Regions from separate parts of the Homo sapiens genome. Here regions 1 and 3 are each linked to region 2. A link is a loop called in an ENCODE intact Hi-C map of the cell type or tissue named here. Cell type or tissue: dorsolateral prefrontal cortex. All regions are shown on one strand. Each heading gives the region's core, and the rest is flanking DNA. Links, peaks and the distances in the headings are about the cores only. Region 1 has its middle 30 kb from the start of LINC03140. Region 2 has its middle 110 kb from the start of LINC03140. Region 3 has its middle 48 kb from the start of LINC02615.

Region 1 (8,157 bases), core at 3,520-6,019, 75 kb before region 2:
CTCTCATGTTTTCTTTCTGGAAGGAAAATGTTAAAAATAAAGAGTACTTTGTTGTTTCATAGCCTTCCATAGGGGCACGGGAAACATCTTGAGGGGAAATATAATCTGATCATTTGTCTCAGGGTCTGAGTTGAACACAGAAGTGGTTCCTATGGGTGGGTGATTTACTTGCCCCCACCCACTCACCTTTCGCCCTTGTTCCACTTTGCTGCCCAAGAGGCACGTCTGATTGTTTATTCTCCTGCTGAAAACTTCTCAGTGGCTCCTTTCCAACTTTACCTTTCACCTCGGCTCTGCTGCACACCCTGTGCTTCCAGGGACCTTGGATCGCTTACAGTCACCTGGGCTGTTGCATACTTCTGTGGTTTCTTCAGGTTGTTCTTTTCTGGACTGACCTCCCACCCTGTTCTAGCTAATACTTATCCACCTTCAAGGTTCAGCTCAAGAATCTCCTTATCTTTTAAGAAGTTTTTCTCCCCATCACCTTCCTTCTCCAAACTGACCTTTGCCTTCATTTTGTCCTCCTCTAAAAATACCTCATGTGTCACATTTTGTTTTACATGCTTGTATCCTTTTAAAATTGTTTTACATATTTGTATCCTTTTACTTGACCATAAGCTCACTGAAGGCAGGCATTGTGCTTATTCATTCTTTCACTGCCCAAGTAATTCACAGACACTTTCTTTTTGTAAAAGAATCAATTAGTATAGAAATAAAATATGAAAGTCTGTCTCTCCTCCCCTATATTATTCATATTTGAACCTTCAGTGTCTAATTTAGTGTCTGGAACACAGAAGTCCCCACAACTGTTTCTTGAATGAGTGAATGAATGAATGAATATCCCTCTAAGGTGGTTGTCTTCCACCAGTGACACAGCTGATCATAAATCTGAGTTTAAACACCCATTCACCGCTTGTGTTTCCTCAGTGCAAGGTTATACCACATATGCGCTCTCTTGTGATTTATTTTTGCTAACTCACTGTCTGGGTCTTCAGTCTCCTCTAGGTCCTGTTTACTTTGAGTACTCAAAGCTCTGCTCCTCTGTTGGAGCAGTTTACATTTGGAGGAAGTTTTCCCACTGCCTGTGCAGTGTAAATTGGTTTCTAAACAATCTTGCCCACAGTCTCCATTAATATTGTACTGGAGAGCAAGGCAGGATACAATATTCAAAGTAGCAGGAGTTACTTTTTAGGATGATTGAATATGATGAAGGAGCCAAGGACAAAGGGTAATTTATTCTAAAGAAAGTCAACACCTTTGCTTTGCACTAGCTCTTGCAGTTAAAAAATAGGGCTGGTAATTGGACTTGCTTTATGAAAATCTCATTAGCATTAGCATATAACTAAAATGCACAGCTCCATAGTTAATTGCAATCCTGCACTGCGGTTAACAACTACAGTGATGACATTTGCATATTGCACATAAAATTAAAAATGCATGTCAGATAGGTGCTCTTTCAGGAAAAAAAAATCCTTGAATAACATTGCATTCACTACAATAATTGGAAAGATTTTGAATTTGAATGGAAATTATATGTATAGTATGAGCTTTAGAAAGACAGAGGAGCCTGATCAAAGAGGAGGGGAAACTAAATCTGAAACACTGCATAGTCAAAACTCTAGCAGCTGGGATCTTCTTCAAGGGCAGGGACATGTAATACTGAACTGTGCGTGCTTTGTGTAAATGTAACCCTTTCATCCAAAAGTCTCATTTCACTGCACAGGCGTCAGTCTCATGTTGGTGCTCTTCCTCTAGACTGTAAGCTCCTTGAGATCATGGACTTGATCTTTTTAAACCTTTGTATCCCACAATGCTCACTATGTAACAGACGTTCAATTATTTGTAGACGTGAACCAACTCAAGCCCCCTGTAACTGAATCCGATAGACACAAGAGGCTGTGTGGTGAAGGGTTAAGAGTGGGATGTTTTCATGTCTCCCTGAACCCTGGCTCTACCACTTACCTTGATTCAGTTACTTTAACTTCCCTAAGCCTCGGTTTCCTTCTCTGGAAATGGTTTCTGCCTTATAAGCTTTTTGAAAAGATTCGGAAAGATAACACATGTGAAGCACTTAGCCCAGCACAGTGCCTGGCATATCGCAAGGGCTGTTAGTCCAGCTGTTACTGTTGCTTTGGGGTTAAGGATCGTGGGAAAGGGCATGTTGAAGTTGGGGTATAAATCAGTTCATATGTCAGTCCTAATGTCAGTCACTTACAAGACGAAACAATGTTACCATGAATAATATGACTTGTCACAAGGGCTGATCACTTTTGTTCTATTTCACCAAGAAAGAAAATGAGACACTGAAAAGAGAATGGAGGGGTGAGAGACAATAATACCCATCTTTAGACCGATAATACAAAGCCCCATTTCCAGGCTTTGGGGATGAGACTCCTCTAGGAAGATAATAATAAATTGTCTGTCTCTTGGAAGATAACAGGCTGGAAACCATGGTCAGGAAAGAAAGGCAGAGGTAACAAGGTGGGATTTTCTGCAGGAGACTGGGATATTTTATCCGTTCATTTGTTCACTCATCATTCAGCTTAATATTATTGTATCCATATCTATGCAATGCACTATGCCAGGAACCCTGAGAGACACAGATGACCATGAAAGTGAACCTGACCAGTACGTGATTAGAAATTCTGGACTCGAAATAAGGTAAAGGATCAGACCTAGAGATAAAGACTTGGGTGTCATCAGCATGGAGAAGGGCTGGAACTCTGGATGCAGGTGCGCTCCCTGCGGCTGTTCACTGGGGGACGCTCCCACTTATGAGATGGGAAAGGGAATTGGTGCTAATGAAGGAAGCACAGGAGAACTGCAGGAAGAACAAGGGCAGACAGGCCTGGGAAAGTGAAAGAGGGGAGAGTTTTAGCTTGTAGTGTGGTAGTTGCCAGTCAGCTCCCTGTATAATAACATCAATGAGGATCATTGGATTTAGTGATGAGGAAATCACTGGTGGTTCTTCTTCAAGAGGGAGATTATGATAAAGTGGTACAGAGAGGAACTTGACATCAAGGCGTGGGTGAAAAATGAGAGGGTAGGGAGGAAATGCAGGAAAATGTATGCTATGCTTTAGCAGTAAAAGAAAAAGTCTCAGCCAGTAGCCTGAAGGCATAACAGAGCTGGAAACGATGTGTATAGGATTGGAGAGACCTAGACTAGAAGGAGCCAGTGAGAAAATAGAGACGATGTAGGAGACAGCTGGAGACGACCGTACCCTCCGAACCAGCTGCACCTGAGGAGGAGTCTTGTAAGCTGTTCTGTGGGACCGAGGATAGGACCTTTGCCTTTGGGGGAGGTGCCCCCTTCCCCTGGCCCTGCAGCTCTGGTTCCTACCTGTATCCCAAAACGTACTGAATCAAAATGTTCAGTTTACTCATCTGTCTCCTCCTGTGAGGAGATGCACTCCTCACCTCCTTTGATGGTGCACTCCTAAGGGCGGGAATCATGCCTTCTTGATCTCGACACTCCAGTATTTAGTTCAGGGTCTGGCACAGTCAATAGGGATAGTGAAACCTAACTACATAGGCCCACATAACCATGTGTTACATTGGCTGGAGTTCCCAGTAATTATACAGCCCCTTACCAATCCTCCCACCTCTCTCCCCACCTCGCAGATACCTGATATTGAGGTGACAGCTGCAAGAAGTCTGGGTGTAGTTCATTTACCTCCCCACCCCCATAATTGGGGAGAACAGGCCAGAATGTGTGGGAGCCTCACCTCGTGAATTGTATGAGGCACTAACTGAAAATAAAGCCAAGAGGCTGCAATCCTTTTCCTTCACAGCTTTCCTTACAGAGTCTCTCCCTGTCTTTCTACTTCTCTCTCTACTCTTCTCATTCCAGCTCATCTGTTTTGTTTTGTTTTCCGACTCTCCACTTCCTGTGTCCTATTTCCACTTTTGGAAGCCTGTTTTTAGACACAAGCCTTTCATTTGCCTTTACTCAAAGGTTTTCTGAAGACTCACTATCTCTAAGAAAATAACCTTGAACCATAATCTCACAATTGAGGTTGAGCCAACGTTTGTCACCACTCCCCATCTTACATGGGTCCAGTTCATACAGGACCTCAATACATAAGAGCTTCTGTAAAACAGTCAATCCTGGGGCCCTCAGTGTGGAGTGATAGGCTTTCGAGGAAAGTGTCAGAAATCACCAGAAGTCAAAGCTGTGTACCCAATTGTCCTGATTTTCCTCAATAAGTCAATAGCTTGCAAAGCTTTCCAATGAGAAACAAAGAAACTTTCTTCCCCCCACCCCTCCCCACCCCTGCTCATGCTTAAAAAATAGTTATTTTTCTTTTTCTGGAAAATCTTACTAGTAATCTCTTTAGGTTGCATCCCCTACTATTCCATCTGAACACACTGGCTTTCCACATGTTGCAGGATTGGGACAGCCTGGCAGTGACCCAGGAACACAAAGGGGCAAGTAAAGTGGGGTGCAATTTCATTACTGACCACTCTTCTCTAGGGGCCACTGCACACTTACCCTCCTCTGTGCTGCAGTTTGCAGAGCCTGAGGTCCAAGCAAAAGAAGCATTGTCTCACAGCTGTAAAGCATGAATTGTGTTTGTGGATTGCATTGCCCTGCTTCTTGCTCGTGCTTGTTCTTGTTTTCCTGGCACAAGTGCCTTTGCTCCTAGAATGGCCGCTTATCTCGGCTGACTGCTATTTGCTAACAATGGGCTCACTGGGTTGTTTTGAAAAGTCACATGAAGTTTATAATTCTGTCTGATGCTACCTTGGACTTATGTGTGCTAAATAAGCCTCAAACACCAAAACTGCCTTAAAACCTAAACTAAGCTCAACGAATGACTTCTTCTCAGGTATGCAGGCACCGGAAGGAACCCATACACCCTGCCCAGCTAATTCTACACCTCTTGTCTGTGTTGCTCTTCCACAGTACTGCTAGTTAGACCTTGCACTCTTCTCCATCTTGAGGCATTTGGTTCCCTCTACTTGCCCAGTGGCGCTCAGAATTTCTTGTGGAGCAGCTCAGGTGGTGAGGGAGGGAGGCACGGACACTGCCCCCCATGTCTCTGCAGGACGGTGGGGAACTGAGGGGTCCCTGACCAGCTGCCTCTCACGGCTTGATGTGTCACCTGATGGCTTCTCCCCTGGCTCGCACTGTGGGCCCACACTGTTTGCCAATCTGCCTTTCTTCCTGCCGGTGCTTTTGCTGGGGGAGAACCACAACCATCTCCAGTGCTGTTTTACAGCCTCCCACCACTCCACAGAGCCTCTGAAGAGCATACCTGAAGCCTTGATTCTGTCCACCTGATTCCCCTGAAGCTCACCAAAAAGGGAGCTGCTTGTTTATCCTGCTGTCAGCCATTTCCCATCAACGTCTGGCCCAGCGAGCTGTGTTGGGGCCAGCACTGCTTTAGTACCAATAGTCTGGCCCTCTTCCAGGTACTCATTGCTAGCGAATTCATCTTGCTCTTGAATGCGAAGTATGAGTCAGAGGTAATGCTGATGAAACCTCCGGCAGGTCAGGACAACAAGGGCAGACCCAAGCCACGGGGGGTGAGGTGGGGGGAGAGTGGGCCAGAACTCTGCTCTGCAGAGCTGTGGTTTGTCCTGAAGTCTGGTGCTGTGTTAGTGCAAACAACATCAAATGCAATTCAATTACAACTGTGTACTCATCACTGGGCCGGGCTGTCAGAGGCACAGAAGTATACGTTAGTTTCTGTAGGAGTTATGGCCAGCAGCCCAGCTTCTTAACTGGATTTAGTTTGAAAATAAATGCCTCACTGGACAGTGACACTTCTCAACTCTTTCAGGGAAGAAAATTTTTGCTTCTGGTAGGCTGATGTGTGACTTTAATAATCTTATCATTAGTCCTGAGTCGGGGGCTTGTCATTCAAAGTTGTCTTTCATCTTTTGTGTATGTTGTTTTCAGACAGTGGCAGCTGAAGAATGACTGTATCAGGGACATTCAATGATGCCCATATTTTGAGAGGTTAAATTTCCTAGAAACCAGCTTCTAGTCTTTGTGTGTCCTGGCTTGTGCTCTTTAAAGAGACTGAAAAAAGCATGTTCTACAAAATCCTGTCTTGCTCCATGGTAATGAGGTCAGACAGACCTCCCCAGGAGCCTGACTGGAGCTACTATACAACTGTGGGGTGGCCTTGGAAACTTGGAGACATTTGGGGCGTGCTGAGTCACTGCTGCAGCTCAGGCCCAGGGCTCCTGTCACCACTTTGGGGAGCTGGTGGTACAATAGAGATATCACTGTGGTGGGGCCTGGAATGAGGGCCTGTCATGGGACAGGGCACTGTAAAGAGAACAGTAAGTAGTTTTTAGTTATTTCTTATTAGAAGGAATTTCCTAATGGAAAATGCTCCTCCATTAATAGGATTTTCTCTGTACAGAAATTTATTGCTTATGACTATTGGGGTCAATTCCCATTGGCATCTGAGAGCTGGAAAATGACAGCTGTCATCACAAGTTTTCTGAGAAAAAAGTATGTTTTTTTCCTATGTTGGTCAGAAGCCAACCAATTCATTGCCAACCAATAAAGGTACAGCCAAAGGGAAAAAGAATTATTAAGAGTTTTAATTGCCCCTGAAATTCCAGATAGAAAATTTTACATTCAGTTACACCTGATGTAGCAGAAAACTCCAAGGGACTATCTAAGTTCTTTGGCCAAACCAGATTTGGTTTATTTAACATTGTCTAGAATGGATCATTGGCTGGGACTTGTACATATGTTTGTTATATGGGGATTTTCTCAGTTAAACTCAGATGGAAACTAAGACGAAACATATATATATGTGTATTTATGTCTATTTATATTTATATGAGTCTGGTGTATTAATCATAGGGTACTAAATTATTTTCAAAGACACAAACTATGTGAGGGTGTATTTTAACTAGCATGTGAAATGCAAAAATATTTTCTGGGTATGCTGGCACTTTATACCAAAAGGATGCAAAATTTAGCGTAAGAAAATAGTAAATTAGTAAACTAAGTGAGGTGAAAAATGTTGATCAGCTACAGAAAAAGGTCAGCAGTTCAAACTGTGGAATCTGGGTTATTTCTTTTTCACTGCCCAAGATTGTTATATACTCAGAGTTTTCCCCACATTATAAAGCATTGATAACTTTTCAATTTGTTACTACCCACTGGAGTATAATGTAAATTCTTGTGTGTGTTTTAATAATTCCTTGGAAACCATCCCTTGAATTGCTATTCATAGGATAAGAAGGAATTACTTGCTATGCTCCACATGTTTTTCATTAGGACTAAGATCAAGAAAATACATACATATCTATATATGTATGTGTGTGTGTGTGTGTGTATGTATGTGCACACACACACCAAGGGCTGGAAGATTTCTGGATCAGTTCAGATTTTGATAAGAGGAGACAGAAGAAGAATAGAGAAATGTAGGATGAAGGCCGGGCATGATGGCTCACGCCTGTAATCCCAGCACTTTGGGAGGCCAAGGTGGGCAGATCACTTGAGGCAGGAGTTTGAGACCAGCCTGACCAACATGGTAAAACCCCATCAATACTAAGAATACAAAAATTAGCCAGGTGTGGTGGCATGGGCATGGTGGCATAGTCCCAGCTACTTGGGAAGCTGAGGCAGGATAGTTGTTTGAACCCAGGAGGCGGAGGCTGCAGTGAGCCAAAATCACACCGCTGCACTCCATTCTGGGTGACAGAGTCTAAAAAAAAAAAAAATATGTAGGATGATAGTGGCAGTGGTGGTGGAAGCCACACCTGATATCGCAACAGCAGACTGCTTCATGGGATGGCATGCAGAGGTAGTCTTTGATTTTAGTTTATATCTGGAAGAAGAATTTTACACACTTTCAAATAGAAGGCAGCATTCACCAATCCAGTGCTGGGGTTAGCAAAAAGAGATCTGATCCTTTGTCTTTTCCGTCTAAGACTATAAGTTGATTCATTCGTTCTTTCAACAAATATTTATTGAGTACCCATTATGCCATAATAGTCTTAGAAATAGCCTGAGCATGGTGGCTCACATTTGTAATCCCAACACTTTAGGAGACCAGGCAGGAGGATGGCTTCAGCCCAGGAGTTTGAGGCCAGACCAGGCAACATGGCAGTGCACACCTGTAGTCCCAACTACTCAGGAAGCAGAGGCAGGAAGACTGCTTGAGCCCAGGACTTCAAGGCA
Region 2 (8,157 bases), core at 2,234-4,733:
AATAAAATTGCAGTTCTCCTTTTCTCTCCCCGGTAAAAGAGCTTAGAGACTTCTAGGATCCAAACTAGGCTACTGATAACATTCTGTCTGTTCTATGAGTAGATTCTCTCAATGAAAGTCAAATTTCTGTTGATCATAAGATGGACATCCTTACATTTATTGCCTGTGCCAAATTCCTTGATTGAACTATACTGATAGACTATAGTGATTATAGTGATTATACTGACAGTAGCAGAGCTGTATATATTTGTAGCGGTACCTCCCACCATGGTGCCACTCTTCTGAGGGAACTCTGATAAGCATTATTAATCAAGTCATTAACCTTGATGTGGATCAGATTCTGAAGTTAATAAGAAAGAACACTGATGACCTGAGAATATGTTCTAAAACTATGATTTCCAGGATAATTTATTAAAGTGTAGCTGTGTCTTTCTTTAAAAATATAAAAGTGACCAGGTGCAGTGGCTCAAGCCTGTAATCCCAGCACTTTGGGAGGCCAAGGTGGGCAGATCACACGGTCAGGAGTTGGAGACCAGCCTGACTAACATGGTGAAACCCCATCTCTACTAAAAATACAAAAATTAGTCAGGTGTGGTGGTGCGCACCTATAACACTGAGAGGTGACAGCATGCTGGCAGCCCTCGCAGCCCTCACTCACTCTCCGCGCCTCCTCTGCCTGGGCTCCCACTTTGGCGGCACTTGAGGAGCCCTTCAGCCCACGGCTGCACTGTGGGAGCCCCTTTCTGGGCTGGCCGAGGCCGGAGCCGGCTCCCTCAGCTTGCAGGGAGGTGTGGAGGGAGAGGCGCAGGCGGGAACTGGGGCTGCGCGCAGTGCTTGTGGGCCAGCGTGAGTTCCGGGTGGGCATGGGCTTGGCGGGCCCCACATTCAGAGCTGCCAGCCCGCCCCGCTGCCCCCGGGCAGTGAGGGGCTTAGCACCTGGGCCAGCAGCTGCTGTGCTCAACCTCTTGCCAGGCCTTAGCTGCCTTCCCGCGGGGCAGGGCTCGGGACCTGCAGCCTGCCATGCCTGAGCCTCCCCCGCCACAGTGGGCTCCTGTGCAGCCCCAGCCTCGCTGACGAGCGCTGCCCCCTGCTCCATGGCGCCCAGTCCCATCAACCACCCGAGGGCTGAGGAGTGCCGGCGCATGGCGCGGGACTGGCAGGCAGCTCCACTTCTGGCCTCTGTGCGGGATCCACTGGGTGAAGCCAGCTGGACTCCTGAGTTTGGTGGGGACTTGGAGAACCTTTATGTCTAGCTAAGGTATTGTAAATACACCAATCGGCACTCTGTATCTAGCTCAACGTTTGTAAACACACCAATCAGCACCCTGTGTCTAGCTCAGGGTTTGTGAATGTACCAATCGACAGTCTGTATCTAGCTAATTTAGTGGGGACCTGGAGAACTTTTGTGTCTAGCTCAGGGATTATAAACACATCAATCAGCACCCTGTCAAAATGGACCAATCAGCTCTCTGTAAAACAGACCAATCGGCTCTCTGTAAAATGGACCAATCAGCAGAATGTGGGTGGGGCCAGATAAGAGAATAAAAGCAGGCTGCGTGAGCCAGCAGTGGCAACCAGCTCGGGTTCCCTCCCACAGTGTGGAAGCTTTGTTCTTTCGCCCTTTATAACAAATTTTGTTGCTGCTCACTGTTTGGGTCCACACTGCCTTTATGAGCTGTAACACTCACTGCGAAGGTCTGCAGCTTCACTCCTGAAGCCATCTAGACCACGAACCCACCAAGAGGAACGAGCAACTCTAGACGCGCTCCCTTAAGAGCTGTAACGCTCACTGCGAAGGTCTGCAGCTTCAGTCTTGAAGCTAGCGAGACCACAAACCCACCAGGAGGAAGAAACTCCGAACACATCCGAACATCAGAAGGAACAAACGCCGGACACGCGGCCTTTAAGAACTGTTAACACTCACCGTGAGGGTCCGCGGCTTCATTCGTGAAGTCAGTGAGACCTAAAACCCACCAATTCCGGACACAATACCAGCTACTCAGGAGGCTGAGGCAGGATTATTGCTTGCACCGGGGAGGCAGAGGTTGCAGTGAGCCAAGATCGTGTGGTTGCACTCCAGACTGAGTGACAGAGCGAGACTCCGTCTCAAAAAAAAAAAAAAAAAATATATATATATATATATATATGTGTAGTATGTATATATATATAAAATAAAACTATTCCTTTTTTCTGTTTTCTTTTTTTTTTCGAGACAGAGTCTCGCTCTGTCACCCAGGCTGGAGTGCAGTGGCGCGATCTTGTCTCACTGCAACCTCCGCCTCCTGGGTTCATGCCAGTCTCCTGCCTCAGCCTCCCGAGTAGCTGGGACTACAGGTGCCCGCTATCGTGCCCAGCTAATTTTTTGTTTATTTTTAGTAGAGACGGGGTTTCACCATGTTAGCCAGGATGGTCTCGATCTCCTGACCTTGTGATATGCCTGCCTGGGCCTCCCAAAGTGCTGGGGTTACAGGCGTGAGCCACCGCGCCTGGCCTATCTCTGTTTTATTTTCATATCAATAATGGACATAGAAGTTTCCCAATCCCAAAATGGAACATGGTGTGATAGAATGCAGGCTAGTAAGAATGAATGAAACACCACTCTAAGAAGAAGCAACCTACTACTAGGTTTCCATATGGCTTAAATTATATTAGTTAAACTCTTTTTGTCTTAAATGGGTTGGATAAGAATTTGTGAATGCTCCTGATTCTTTTTTTTTTCCTCCTTTTTGGTTTGTTTGTATTACTATAAATATTTCTTTTCTTTTCTTTTCTTTTTTTTTGAGACGGAGTTTTGCTCTTGTTGCCCACGCTGGAGTGCAGTAGCGCAATCTCGGCTCACTGCAAGCTCCGCCTCCTAGGTTCAAGTGATTCTCCAGCCTCAGCCTCCCGAGTAGCTGGGATTACAGGTGTCTGTCACCACGCCTGGCTAATTTTTTGTATTTTTAGTAGAGACCGGGTTTCACCATGTTGGCGAGGCTGGTCACCAACTCCTGACCTCAGGTGATCCACCCGCCTCAGCCTCCCAAAGTGCTGGGATTACAAGCGTGAGCCACCGTGCCCGGCCACCATAAATATTCTTGTAAAGCAATTGTGACTTTTCTCATTGACCATGTTGTCTGGGGATTCATTCTAGAAAACTGCTGTTTAAATATTGTGTATTGGGTATGAATTATCCTGTATTGTTCATGACTCTGACTACATTGTCTTTCTTATTGGCAATGACTGTAAGCACCATTGTTAGTGAATTTGGCTAACAGCATTTGAAGCAGATGAGATTTTAGCTCACGCCTTGATAGCTGCATTGGCTCAGTCTAAGCTAAAGCCTTATTTTCATTAAAGGGAGCAGACATGCTGAGGAAGAAGGTGCTATTTTTACATAGGGACTTTTTCTACTGAAACCACATGAGAACACTATGCTGTTAAAATGATCTCAAGCATGCTGAGTTAGCTGAAGAAACAATATGCATGTTGCCAAAATCAAAGCAGTACTATTCTGAGCCTCCTCTCTAAGGTCCTCTAGCTCTCCTTGGTGGTCATGATGAAGGGAGTAGGAGAGGAGCTGGTGAGAATGTGTAAATTACAGGTAAGTGAAGGTCACTTCCAGTTACCTAGAAGAGATTATTCAAATTCTTGGTTATTTGGTTATTGACATCAACCACTGAGATATAAGAAGTTTTATTAATTATATATTTGCATGTCACTGACATTTGTTAAGTAATTGCTTTTATTCTATATATATATATTTAAAGTAAAACCAGCATAAAACAGTATTAAGACTAACTTTAAAAATGTCAGAAACAGGCCACGTGCAGTTGCTCACACCTGTAATCCCAGTACTCTGGGAGGCCAAGTTAGGGGGATCACGCCCACCCAGGAATTTCAAGCCAGCATGGGCAACAGAACAAGACTTTGTCTATTTTAAAAATAAAATATATTTTATAAAAACAAACAAAAAACCAAAAAAAGTTAGAAACAGAAAATTTTGGCAGAAGCCCTCCAACTCCAGTTAAAACAAACAAACAAACAAACAAACAAAAACTATTAGTCTTTCTCTTTTTCTTTCTCTTTTAGAGACAGAGTCTCACTCTGTCACCCAGGCTGGAGTACAGTGGTGTGATCGTAGCTCACTGCAGCCTCGAACTCCTGGACTCAAATGATCCTCCTGCCTCAGCCTAGGACTACAGGCACACGCCAGCACATCCGGCTACGTTTTTTGATTATTCGTTTGTTTGTTTGTTTGTAGGAACAGGGCCCTGCTATGTTGCCCAGGCTGGTCTTGAACTCCTAGCCTCAAGCAGTCCTCCCTCCTTGGCCTCCCAAGGTGTTGGGATTACAGGCATAAACCACCATGCCCATCCTAAATGCTATTATTATCAGAATTTGTCATGATTGCAGACTGCCATGATTAAATATTATTATTATTTAATAATAAATTTAATATAATAAATAAATATTAAATATATGACAGGTACTATCTTAAGCATTTTACAAAATTATTTCATTAGTTCTCACAATAATATTGCAAAACAGTTCTTATCTTCATTTACAGAAAACAGTGCTTCCTTTGTGCTCCTGATAATAACTGTCATGCTATAAATTATACTCAGGTAGAAAGTAACCGAGATGGGATTCAAGCATAAGTACAAATATATGAGTATCTATCTCCAAAGCCCGTGTTCTTTCACCAGGTCATGCAGCATCTCTGAGGATGACACATACAGTTAATAAGGAAACTGCACATATAGATTCCTCTAACATAGAGCTTTTCATTCTTCACTCTCCTCCTCCCAATCCATCTTCAAAACAGTATAAATGAAAACAAGTTAAAACACACCAAAAACAGAAAAATAAAAGTCTTCTCTCTTGGTGATCTTCAATTGCTACGGGTAAATCACCATAAAATTTAGTTTCTCTTGTCCTCAAAAACTGGAAGATTCTCTCCTCACACAGCAGAATTTGAATCAACTCCTTGTTTATTTTACTCACAGACAGGTTTACTTAACAGAAAAAAGTAGTTGGAGAAGCTCTTGAACAGATAGAGATGTTAATATATAGGAGCTCACATCACCTCTCCTCTTCTATCTATAAGATGGAATTCCTTTTGTGGCCAAAGTTACTTCCCAGACTTGAGTGCAGATTCATGGATTTGGGCAAGGAGAGCACCATAGCTGCTTGATTGGGAAAGCCAGAGGTTACAGCCACACAGAAGTGAATGGCTCTGGAATATGACAAAAGACAGGAGGATGTTACCAAAGTTAGTATGCCCTGGATTTGAGGAAAAATTGGGGGAGTTTGGAGAAAGAGGAAATGAAAGATTTAGGGAGCAGCTGGAACATATATAGGAAATGGAGAGTTATGGAAAGAAAATTTTAAAACATTTACTGAGTGTTATTAATATTACCCCAACTCCTGAGTCATTTTCCTTAAAAATCTACAAAAAGGGTCAGGTGCTGTGGCTCACACCTGTAATCCCAACACTTTGGAAGGCTGAGGCAGGCGGATCACCTGAGGTCGGGAGTTCGAGACCAGCCTGACCAACATGGAGAAACCCCATCTCTACTAAAAATACAAAATTAGCTGCCCATGGTGACACATGCCTGTAATCCCAGCTACTCTGGAGGCTGAGGCAGGAGAATCACTTGAACCCGGGAGGTGGAGGTTGTGGTGAGCTAAGATCATGCCATTGCACTCCAGCCTGGGCAACAAGAGCAAAACTCCGTCTCAAAAAAAAAAAAAAAAAATTCTACAGAAAGGTGTTAACTAATGTTCAGCAACTTTTGGAGACTGGACTAGTGTTTTTTTGCTAAGATGGAGCCACAAGGTGGATGGACTTTACATGGGTTGTACTCTCAAGAATGATAGATTTTGAAAATGTTTGCAAAGACATCAGTGTTGGGGCTCAGAAAATGATACCCCAAAGTATGGTGCTTTGATATGCTGAGTACTTTGAACCAAAGAATCAGCTTCACGCCAGGCGCGGTGGCTCACGCCTGTAATCCCAGCACTTTGGGAGGCCCAGGCGGGCGGATCACAAGGTCAGGAGATCAAGACCATCCTGGCTAACATGGTGAAACCCCGTCTCTACTAAAAATACAAAAAAAAATTAGCCAGGCGTGGTGGCAGGTGCCTGTAGTTCAGCTACTCAGGAGGCTGAGGCAGGAGAATGGCGTGAACCCAGGAGGTGGAGGTTTCAGTGAGCCGAGACCGCACTACTGCACTCCAGCCTGGGCGACAGAGCAAGACTCCGTCTCAAAAAAAAAAAAAGAAAAAATCAGCTTCAGAACCAAGGTCTCTTTGATCTTCCCTCATCTCCCTGTCTCTCCATCTCTGTATCTCCTGAAATGCAGGGAGGGAAGTTCTTCCAGAAGGAACATAATTGTGTGGATCCCTCTCCCTGAAATCCACATTAACCAGAGATTAACCAGCAGGAAAAGAAACTAAAAGTCTCCAAACCGAGATGGACTTTTTACCTATTCTTCTGAAGGTTGCTATCCTAGAGACTTTATCTGCATCACAAAACAACCGTTTTTCACAGTGTGGTTCTTCCCCTTACCCTTCCATTGCTTGAGTCACCCCTTACCCTTCCATTGCTTGAGTCACCACCTCCCTTCCAAAAGCCCCAGCCCCTATTTCTTTCTGTAGTTCAAATGCAGATTTAAGTTTCAACCAGGCTGGGTGCAGTGGCTCACGTCTGTAATTCCAGCACTTTGGGAGGCCGAGGAGGGTGGATCGCCTGAGGTCAGGTGTTCAAGACCAGCCTGGCCAACATAGTGAAACCCCATCTCTACTAAAAATACAAAAATTAGCTGTGTGTGGTAGCCTGCACCTGTAATCCCAGCTACTCAGGAGGCTGAGGCAGGAGTATTGCTTGAACCTGGGAGATGAAGGTTGCAGTGAGCTGAGATCATGCCACTGCACCCCAGCCTGGGTGACAGAGCAAGACTCCATCTCAAGAAGAAAAAAAGTTTCAACCATCTGGCCCTTCTTTGAGTGTTTTACTCTGTGGGACCCCCTTGTATATGCATGTATTAATTTGTATGCCTTTTTTCCTGTTAATCTGTCTACTGTCAAATTTATTGCATAGACTCAAATTATCAAATGTCAGAGGGTGAAAGGAAAGGTCCCTTTTCCCCTATATTGGAAAAAAAAAAAAAGAAAAGTGATAGATATAATGTTGGAGCCTGGAGTGAGATTTAGGGAATTCTGGCCTTTTAGCAAAGAGGGAAGCCCCGCGGCATTTGGCAAGCTCTGCACCTGTGCAGAAAGGAGTGGATTCCCCTACCAGATGAGTAAACACTTGCCCCAGCAAATCCTCGTGACAGTGGGCATGGTGGAAGGTGGGGGAAAGCCTTCTGCTTTCTAGGAGGACCTTCTCTCTGGGCCTTCCTTTGTGGCAAGAGAAAGAAAATAACTGTTATCAACATTTCTCTAGGACATACCAATCTGTGATAAAAATAAAGTCATGATAACATTGACAAAACAATATTTCACTGGCCCATTCTTCACCACTGTGCAGAAAACCCACCCCCTCTCAAATTCTCATTTGGTTTAGCTAGATGTCTTTATTTATTTAATTTCTTTTATTTATTTTTTTTGAGACGGAGTATCGCTGTGTCTCTCAGGCTGGAGTGTAGTGGTGTCATCTCGGCTCACTGCAACCTCTGCCTCCCGGATTCAAGTGATTCTTCTGCCTCAGACTCCCAAGTAGCTGGGACTACAGGCACTTTCCACTATGCCCAGCTAATTTTTGTATTTTTAGTAGAGACGAGGTTTCACCATGTTGGTCAAGCTGGTCTTGAATTCCTGACCTTGTGATCCACCCGCCTCAGCCTCCCAAAGTGCTGGGATTACAGGGGTGAGCCACCATACCAGGCCTAGATGTCTTTAAAGTGTTGTTTTCTCAGGCTGGGTGTGGTGGCTCACGCCTGTAATCCCAGCACTTTGGGAAGCCGAGGCGTGTGGATCACTTGAGGTCAGGAGTTCGAGACCAGCCTACCCAACATGGTGAAACCCTGTCTCTACTAAAAATACAAAAATTAGCTGGGTGTGGTGCTGGGTGACTGTAATCCCAGCTACTTGGGAGGCTGAGGTAGGAGAATTGCTTGAACCTGGGAGGTGAAGGCTGCAGTGAGCCGAGATTGCACCTTTGCACTCCAG
Region 3 (8,157 bases), core at 3,285-5,784, 300 kb before region 2:
AATTTAACACATTTGCTAATAGCTAGATGAGAGGATAAATAATACATAATAAAAGTAGCAATTGAAACCAATCCGTGATATTGAGAAGCAAATGGTGCTGCGTTGCCTTTATGTCACCTCAGGAAAGTCATTTGATATCTTTGGACTCAGTTAAGAACTAGAACTTTAAAAAATGTGTATTGAAAGCTTATTATTTCCTAGCATTTGCGAACAGATTTACTTATGTCATATCATTTGGTTTTTACAGTAAACCTCTAAGATATATTATTATAATCTGCATTTTAACCCTGAGGAAATTAAGGCTCATAGAAGTAAATAAGCCTGCCCAAGGTTGCATGGCTACTAAATGGCAAACCCAGAATTCTAATCCTTGATTCCCTGACTTCAAAACCAATATCTTGTTTATCTTTTATTTTTAGTTGTACATACTTATGGGATACAATGATATCCCATATCCAGAATGATACATGTATACAATGTGTAGTGATCAACTTAGTGTGTTAGTCTGTTTTCACACTGCTATAAAGAAATATCTGAGACTGGGTAACTTATAAAAGAAAGAGATTGCATTGACTCACAGTTCCACATGGCTAGGGAGGCCTCAGGAAACTTACAATCATGGTGGAAGACAAAGGGGAAAGAAGCACCTTCTTCACAAGGCGGCAGGAGAGAGAAGAGTGAAGGAGGAACTTCCAAACACTAATGAAATAATCAGATCTTGTGAGAATTCACTCACTATCATGAGAACAGGATGGGGGAACCACCCCCATGATCCAATCACCTCCCTCCCTCGACATGTGGGGGTTACGGCTTACTCCCTCGACATGTGGGGATTACAATTTGCGATAAGATTTGGGTGGGGACACAGAGCCAAACCATATCATTCTGCCCTGTCCCCTCCCAAATCTCATGTCTTTTCACATTTCAAAACCAACCATGCCTTCCTGACAGTCACCCAAAGTCTTAACTCATTTCAGCATTAACTCAAAGTCCACAGTCCAAAGTTTCAACTGAGACAAGGCAAGTCGCTTCCACCTATGAGTCTGTAAAATCAAAAATAAGTTAGTTACTTCCTAGATACAGTGGGGATACAGGCATTGGGTAAACGCTCCCATTCCAAATGGGAGAAATTGGCTAAAACAAAGGGGCTACAGGCCCTATGCAAGTCCAAAATCCAGCATGGGAGTCATTAAATCTTAAAGCTCCAAAATGATCTCCTTTGACCCCATGTCTCACATCTTGGGCATGCTGATGCAAGGGTGGGCTCCCATAGCCTTGAGCAGCTCCTTCATGGACTGGCATTAAGTGTCTGTGGCTTTTCCAGGTGCATGGTGCAAGCTATCGGTGGATCAACCATTCTGGAGTCTGAGGGACGGTGGCCCTCTTCTTGCAGCTGTACTAGGCAGTGACCCAGTGGGGATTCTGTGTAGGGGCTCCAACCCCACATTTCCCCTCTGCATGGCCCTAGCTGAAGTTATCCACAAGGGCTCCACCCCCTGCAGCAGACTTCTGCTTGGACATTCAGGCATTTCCGTACATCCTCTGAAATCCAGGCGGAGGCTCCCAAAGCTTGACTCTTGTCTTCTGCACACCCATAGGCCCAATACCATGGAGAAGCCACCAAGGCTTGGGGTTTGCACCCTCTGAAGCAACTGCTCAAGCTGATACCTTGACCTCTTTTAGCAGTGGCTGGAGCTGGCGCATCTGGGACACAGGGCACCATGTCCTAAGGCTGCACACAACAGCGGGGGCCCTGGGCCTGGCCCATAAAACCATTTCCTTCCTAAGCCTCTGGGCCTGTGATGAGAGGGGCTGCAACGAATTTCTCTGACATTCCCTGGAGACATTTTCCCCATTGTTTTGGTGATGACCATTCGTCTTCTCGTTACTTACGCTAATTTCTGCAGCCACCTTGAATTTCTTTTTGGAAAATGGGTTTTTCTTTTCTACCACATGGTCAGGCTGCAAATTTTCCAAACTTTTATGCTCTTCCTCCCTTTAAAACATAAATTCCAATTTCAGATAATGTCTCTCAAGTTCAAAGTTCCACAGATCTCTAGGGCAGGGGCAAAATGCTGCCAGTCTTTTTGCTAGAGCATAGCAAGAGTCACTGTTATTCCAGTTACCAAGAAGTTCCTCATCTACATCTGAGACCACCTCAGCCTGGACTTCATTATCCATATCACTATCAGCATTTTGGTCAAAACCATTCAACAAGTCTCTAGGAAGTTCCAAACTTTCCCACATCCTCCTGTCCTCTTTTGAGCCTTCCAAACTGTTTCAACCTCTGCCCATTACCTAGTTCCAAAGTTGCTTCCACATTTTCAGGTTATCTTTATAACAGTGCCCCACTCTACTGGTACCAATTTCCTGTATTAGTCCGTTTTCACACTGCTATAAAGAAATACCTGAGACTGGGTAATTTATAAAGGAAATAGGTTTAATTGACACACAGTTCCATGTGACTGGGGAGGCCTTAGGAAACTTACAATTATGACGGAAGTTGAAGGAGAAACAAGCACCTTCTTCACAAAGGTGGCAGGAGAGAGAAGAGGGAAGAAGGAACTCCCAAACACTTATAATGAGAACAGCATGGGGGAAACTGCTCCCATGATCCAATCACCTCCCTTTCTCAACATGTGGGGATTACAATTGGAGATGAGATTTGGGTAGGGACACAGAGCTAAACCATATCAGTTAGCATATCATCACCTTGAATATTTGTTATTTCTTCGTGCTGTGAACATTAAAATTCAGCTTTTCTACCAAAGCTAATATTTTTAACCACTTCTCCCATGTATTTCCTGAGGATGGTAGTTGGGAGTAATGTGGGCTTTTTATAGGCAGCAAACCTCAAAGACAGGGTTCCAAAATTCTGAATAATGAAGATTTGATGTCACTCATCTGGAGGTGAATGAAGCTGTTTCTCTGGTCAGCATTAGCCCCCTTGCAAACATCCCACAGGTGCACATGTTAAATCCCATGCCCTGAGCTCAGCCAGACATGGTGGACAGAGGAGACTCCTAGCACTAGAAGTAGAATCCAGTGAGAGGCCATGGCTGTGCAGTGGTGAACTACTTAGCCAACCATCTCTCCGCTGGTTTGCCGTGGCCTTTCAACTCAGATGGATTACATCTTTGGCCAGAAGTACTTTTCAGCCTCTGGTGTTTCTTAATTCAGTAGAGTATTTCACAAGCTTAAGAGTTAGAGGCATAATCAACATGTCTCAAAATCAATTCCCTCCTTCAGAGGCTACTGACTGGTTTGTTTACTTTTGGATTCTGCGGATTAAACACCATTTCAAATAGTTCTTTGAGGGTTTTTTTTTTTCCATTCTGTGCTTTTCTCTCTCTCTCTGCCCTTCTAATTCTTCCACCGTATCATCAAATGTACGCCTTTTCTGTTCCTTCTTGTTATGACCTTTCTTCCTGGTGGTCTCTGAGAGCTAGTGTTGAGTGACTTTGTGGGTGCCATGTCATAACCCAGATTCCTGCACTGAGCGGATTTCCTCATGGCTTCTTGAATGGAGATGTGCTGAAAATGCTAAGTATACCATGCAGGTATTTGACTGGGCTTCCCATGGACATACTTCAAACCAGCAGTCTCTGAGCTCTTGTGGTTCACACTGGTATTCAGGCCTGAATACAAATCAGGCCTCCATGTTCTTCAAGAGGTGTCAGCATTCATGAAAGTTGAATATGAGTGAGCCACTCTTATTTTTATAATTTCATTTAAATAATATAATTTATTATCATAAATTTACATGTTACTCTACTGCAAATTAAGCCATACCAGGCTTAGCTCCAAGCACAAAGTATACCCCTTGTGAATATTATTCTTTTCATAGAGACTCTTAGGAAGGACATAGATTATATTTAAATATTTTAAGAAGTCATTTATTTTCAGAGAATTCAGGGACTTAACCACTGTGATATTTGTCCAGCCTTCCCTAGGTCCTACAAAGCAGACAATGTCAGGCTAGATGGGATAGTGCAGTTCATTTATTTATTCATCACATTTATATTGAGTACCTCTGTGTTCCAGGCGCTGTTGCATGTTAGAGTCGGGGGAGAGTAGAGATGGACTCAGGCCATGCCTTAACTACAGATTATGTCACTTGACTCCACAGCAGAGGCCAGGTGTTCAGAAGTAAACCCACTTAGCAATGGACACAGGGGGAAATGTCTTCTCACAGAGTGACTGGTTTGACACTGAGGAGAGATTTAGGACGGAAACACAACAGAGCCTGTGGACGTTCTGGCTACTCTGGGATCTCCTGCCTTGGGGCCGCCTGCCTGAAGCCACATCTGCCCTCTTACTTAGGACTGGGGGTTCCTGCAGGTGCTGCCACCCAGAGGGCCACCAGAGGGTGCTTTCCTCTTTTCAGGTTATGCCTTTTTGAAATGCAGCTCCTCATACTTTTTAAAACTGAGCTTCCCAGGCCCTGGAAAGTTCAGTACATTGCACTGCAAGCTGAAAGACTTGATTCTAGGTGAGAGAAAGGCACAATCTACTGTGTCTATATTTCTGTGTTTTTTTCAAATGTCTGTCTCCAATGACTGTAGTCTGAAGACAAGGTCTTGTCTTGGTGCTCCTCCCTCTTCCCTGGGATTCACTTCAAGTTTGGCACATGAGGGGCCCTTCGTAAATATCTGTGAGTTTAAAGAACCAATTTGACTGCAAGTCCTAACTCCAGTTTTCAAGTGTTCTGACCATGAGAATCATCCGGGGTCAACCCGCCCTGAGATTCTTACCCAGTAGGTCTGGGGCGGGGCTGGGAATGTGATTCAGGGAAGAAGCCCTCTTGTTCTGACTTGAGGACTGCTGCCCAGCTGTTCCTGCCCTGCTCATGGCTGCTCAAGGGTAAGAAACACATCCCTGCTTCCTGGACCTGCCACTGAGAGCCCTTCAATGTGACCCAGCCAGCCTTCCCCCCCTCCCCTTCCTGTTCCTCTTCTCATGAGCATCTCTTCCTGTCACCCAGTGCTACAAGGGGAGGGAAACATTCCCAGAGATGCCTTCACCTGCTGGTCCTGAGAGGGCACCAGGGAAGATACCTCCAACATAACCAGGTCTTGGTTACCCCCCACCCCACAGGGTTGACCTCTTCTGCAGGCTGGTACTCAGGGTGCCACCTGCTTCAGTGACACTTAAATACTTAAATGAACATAGATGCTAGAAGCCACTCTGAAGTTGAGGAGGGCCTGCCTCATACACCAGAGACTTATAATATTGCCTCCTAAGAAACCTATTTTCCAGTCTTTTGAGAAGAAGATGCATGTGCATCATGATGACTTTGGTGGAGAATAACTTTTGATAAAGAGGACTCCTTTTGTTCTGTGGTTTGGCCTTGCTGGAGTAGTGTTGGTCATATGAAGAGCTTGGGACTCAGAGTCAGGTGGTGCTGCACAAACCTGAGTGAGTGTGCACTTCATTGAGTGTGTCTGTGGACACATCAGTTAACCTCTTTGAGTCTTATTTTTTTCCTACCAGATTAGAGAACAATATCCACTTCACAGGGTTATATGTAGACTTGCTTTTAGTTAGTTGTAAAATTGTCAGCTTATATTCAACGTCAATATAAGAAATAGCTTTTGAAATGTGTATTTGAAACTCTATTTATGGATGTTGTGGAGGGAGTTGTTTTGTCCATCATGTATGGTTCCTCTCCACTGGAGAAATGCTTATTTGGCCTTTATACCAGGAATAGCTTCACATCTCTTGCTGTGCTTTAATCTTATGGATTTGGTAATTTGCATAACTGACTGGTTTTCTTTGTTTGAACTAGCTGCTAGAAAGCCTAGAGCCAAGTGTGCGGTTCATCAGTATCAAGTGTGCATGTCATTATGTTATACATTTTTGGCCTCATACATGGATCAGTTTACACCGTTGCAATTTTTAAAAAAATTGCTCTCACTTTTTATTTATTGTATTTTGTGTAGTTAAGTATTCCTCTAAGCTGCTTTTATCTTTCTGAAATGAGATAGGATAAAATAAAAATAAATTTGTTACCAAATAAATGAGCAAATACATTTAAAGCAGTTTTCACAGTGCCTGGCCAACAGTGAATTATATACCACAATGGTTAGTTTTAATCTTCCTTGTAAATGAGCCTAATTATCCTCTGTGGATCCCAATTTGCCCCTCATGGATTATATTATAAAGGGTGCGGTAAGGTGATTCTCACAAGGACAAGTTTCCCAACCTGGAAAGGTGTTACTGCATTAGGTCATAGCAGGTAGAACTCTAAAACAAGCTGAGAGCCCAAATGGCCAATCTCTGCATGGAATTTCCTATAAATATGCCCAGCCTAAACCAAACGTAATTTAAGTGATTTTAATCTTTACACAAGCCTCTCAAAACACATTAAAGGAGAACTTGTTCTTATCTGCCAGCTATACATCATAAAATCTTGTTTCTTCTCCTTTCTAATTCTCTTTGAATCACTACTTCCCAACATGTCTACTGACATCCCCCCTTGTGCCCTGCATCTCCCAGCTCTTTCTTATGTAGACTGACCTAGCTTCTCTGGTTAGTCTCCCTGTTTTCTCACACCTCTCTGGACTTCTTACCCATTCTCTGATTCTGTATCATAAAAGATTTACGAATGGGCTGACAAAGATAATTCTACTTGTGGGTGGATTGGGGCATTTTCACATGCTAATAAATCTTTGCTGTCATCTAGGAACTAAAGGGCGATGAATGCTGTGTGGTAGAAGAGGAGAGAACTCTGGCATGTGGCTTTATGTCAGGAGTACACACTTGAGCTATGGGATTTGGAAAGAGGCATGTTGGGGCAAAGATGACAGAACTTTGTTCTTCTGGTCCTGCCTCTATCCAGGCTTCCCTTGCCCCAGGATAGGGGACTTTATGGAGAAGGTAACCTGGAAGTGGAGTCACGATGCGTTTGTACTGAATAGGGCTGAAGGGATTGGTGCAAAGTTAGGGGATAATGACGGAGCGAATGATCCATCCTACTCTTGGCTTCCTGTGGACTGTGTGGGAATGGCCATGCAGACTTGTCTGCCCTCTGGGTAGAGGAAGGAGGAAAGAAACAGTCTCAGATTCATTAGACACAATTTCCTGATGAAAATGGAAGTATCCATATACTACTTGTTTTTTTGGTTTGAGAAATCCAGTAAATATTAGGTTGATGCAAAGGTAATTGCGATTGTTGCCATTACTTTTAATGCCATTACTTTTAACGGCAAAAACCGCAATTAACTTTGCACCAACCTAATAGTATGTCAATGTATTGCAAACCTATATACTTATGTGTGTTACATCAACTTTAGGATCCCTGATCAAGTCTTTGGTGTAAGGATCACACTTGAGGCTGGGCTTGGTGGCTCATGCCTGTAATCCCAGCACTTTGGGAGGCCAAGGTGGGCGGATCACTTGAGGCCAGGAGTTTGAGACCAGCCTGACCAACATGGTGAAACCCCGTCTCTACTAAAAATACAAAAAAATTAGCTGGGCATGGTGGCTAACACCTGTAATCCCAGCTGCTTGGTATGCTGAGGCAGGAGAATTGCTTGAACCCAGGCAGCAGAGGTTGCAGTAAGCCAAGATGGTGCCACTGCACTCCAGCTTGGGTGACGGAGTGAGTGAGACTCCATCTCAAAAAAAAAAAAAAAAAAGGGATTACACTTGAACAGAAATAGAACCAGAGACAGGCCAAATCAGAAGATAGAGCCACAAAATTATTGACCCAGTACCACAGGATTAATTGATATAATTGCTTTGAGGCCAGGTGTGGGGGATCATCCCAGCACTTTTTGAGGCCAGGGCAGGACCGCTTGAGGCAAGGTGTTCAAGACCAGCCTGGGCAACACAGCAAGACCTTGTCTCTGACAAAAACATAAAAAATTAGCTGGGCATAGTGGTGCCTGCGTGTAGTCTTAGCTACTTAGGAGGCTAAGGTGGGAGAATTGCTTGAGCCCGGAAGGTTGAGGCTGAAGTAAGCCATGATTGTGTCACTGTCTTCCAGCCTGGGCAACAGAGTGAGACCCCATCTCTAAAAATAAATAAATAAATAAATAAATAACAAAATAAAAAATTAGCCAGATGTGGTAGTGGGTGGCCTGTAGTCCCAGCTACTTGGGGGACTCAAGTAGGAGGATCTCTTCAGCCCAAGAGTTTGAGGCTGCAGTGGGC

Evidence for each region. A loop is a pair of places that touch in the nucleus more often than their neighbours do. Peaks named below come from ENCODE experiments on the same cell type or tissue, not always from the same donor. Only the 100,000 strongest peaks of a DNase experiment are listed, where the experiment ranks them.
Region 1: it touches region 2 in a loop (3.0-fold over the local background); 2 of 110 quality-filtered maps call a loop at or near these places.
Region 3: a loop joins it to region 2, with 2.4 times the contacts of the local background. A loop is called at or near these places in 5 of 110 quality-filtered maps.

Annotation. Positions count from the first base shown.
Region 1 is chr4:128,596,053-128,604,209 of GRCh38, forward strand. No RefSeq gene overlaps it. Among named protein-coding and RNA genes, the nearest start is that of LINC03140, 30 kb to the left of the region's middle. In dorsolateral prefrontal cortex, for the core only: a CTCF peak has its summit at 4,503; DNase peaks (open chromatin) are centred at 4,579 and 5,483; H3K4me3 peaks cover 1,316 bases; H3K27ac peaks cover 1,963 bases.
Region 2 is chr4:128,671,867-128,680,023 of GRCh38, forward strand. No RefSeq gene overlaps it. Among named protein-coding and RNA genes, the nearest start is that of LINC03140, 110 kb to the left of the region's middle. RefSeq lists enhancers at 3,176-3,435, 3,526-3,615. In dorsolateral prefrontal cortex, for the core only: a CTCF peak has its summit at 3,534; no DNase peak of the experiment used is centred there; H3K27ac peaks cover 1,052 bases.
Region 3 is chr4:128,375,693-128,383,849 of GRCh38, forward strand. No RefSeq gene overlaps it. Among named protein-coding and RNA genes, the nearest start is that of LINC02615, 48 kb to the right of the region's middle. In dorsolateral prefrontal cortex, for the core only: a CTCF peak has its summit at 4,350 (motif pointing right); no DNase peak of the experiment used is centred there.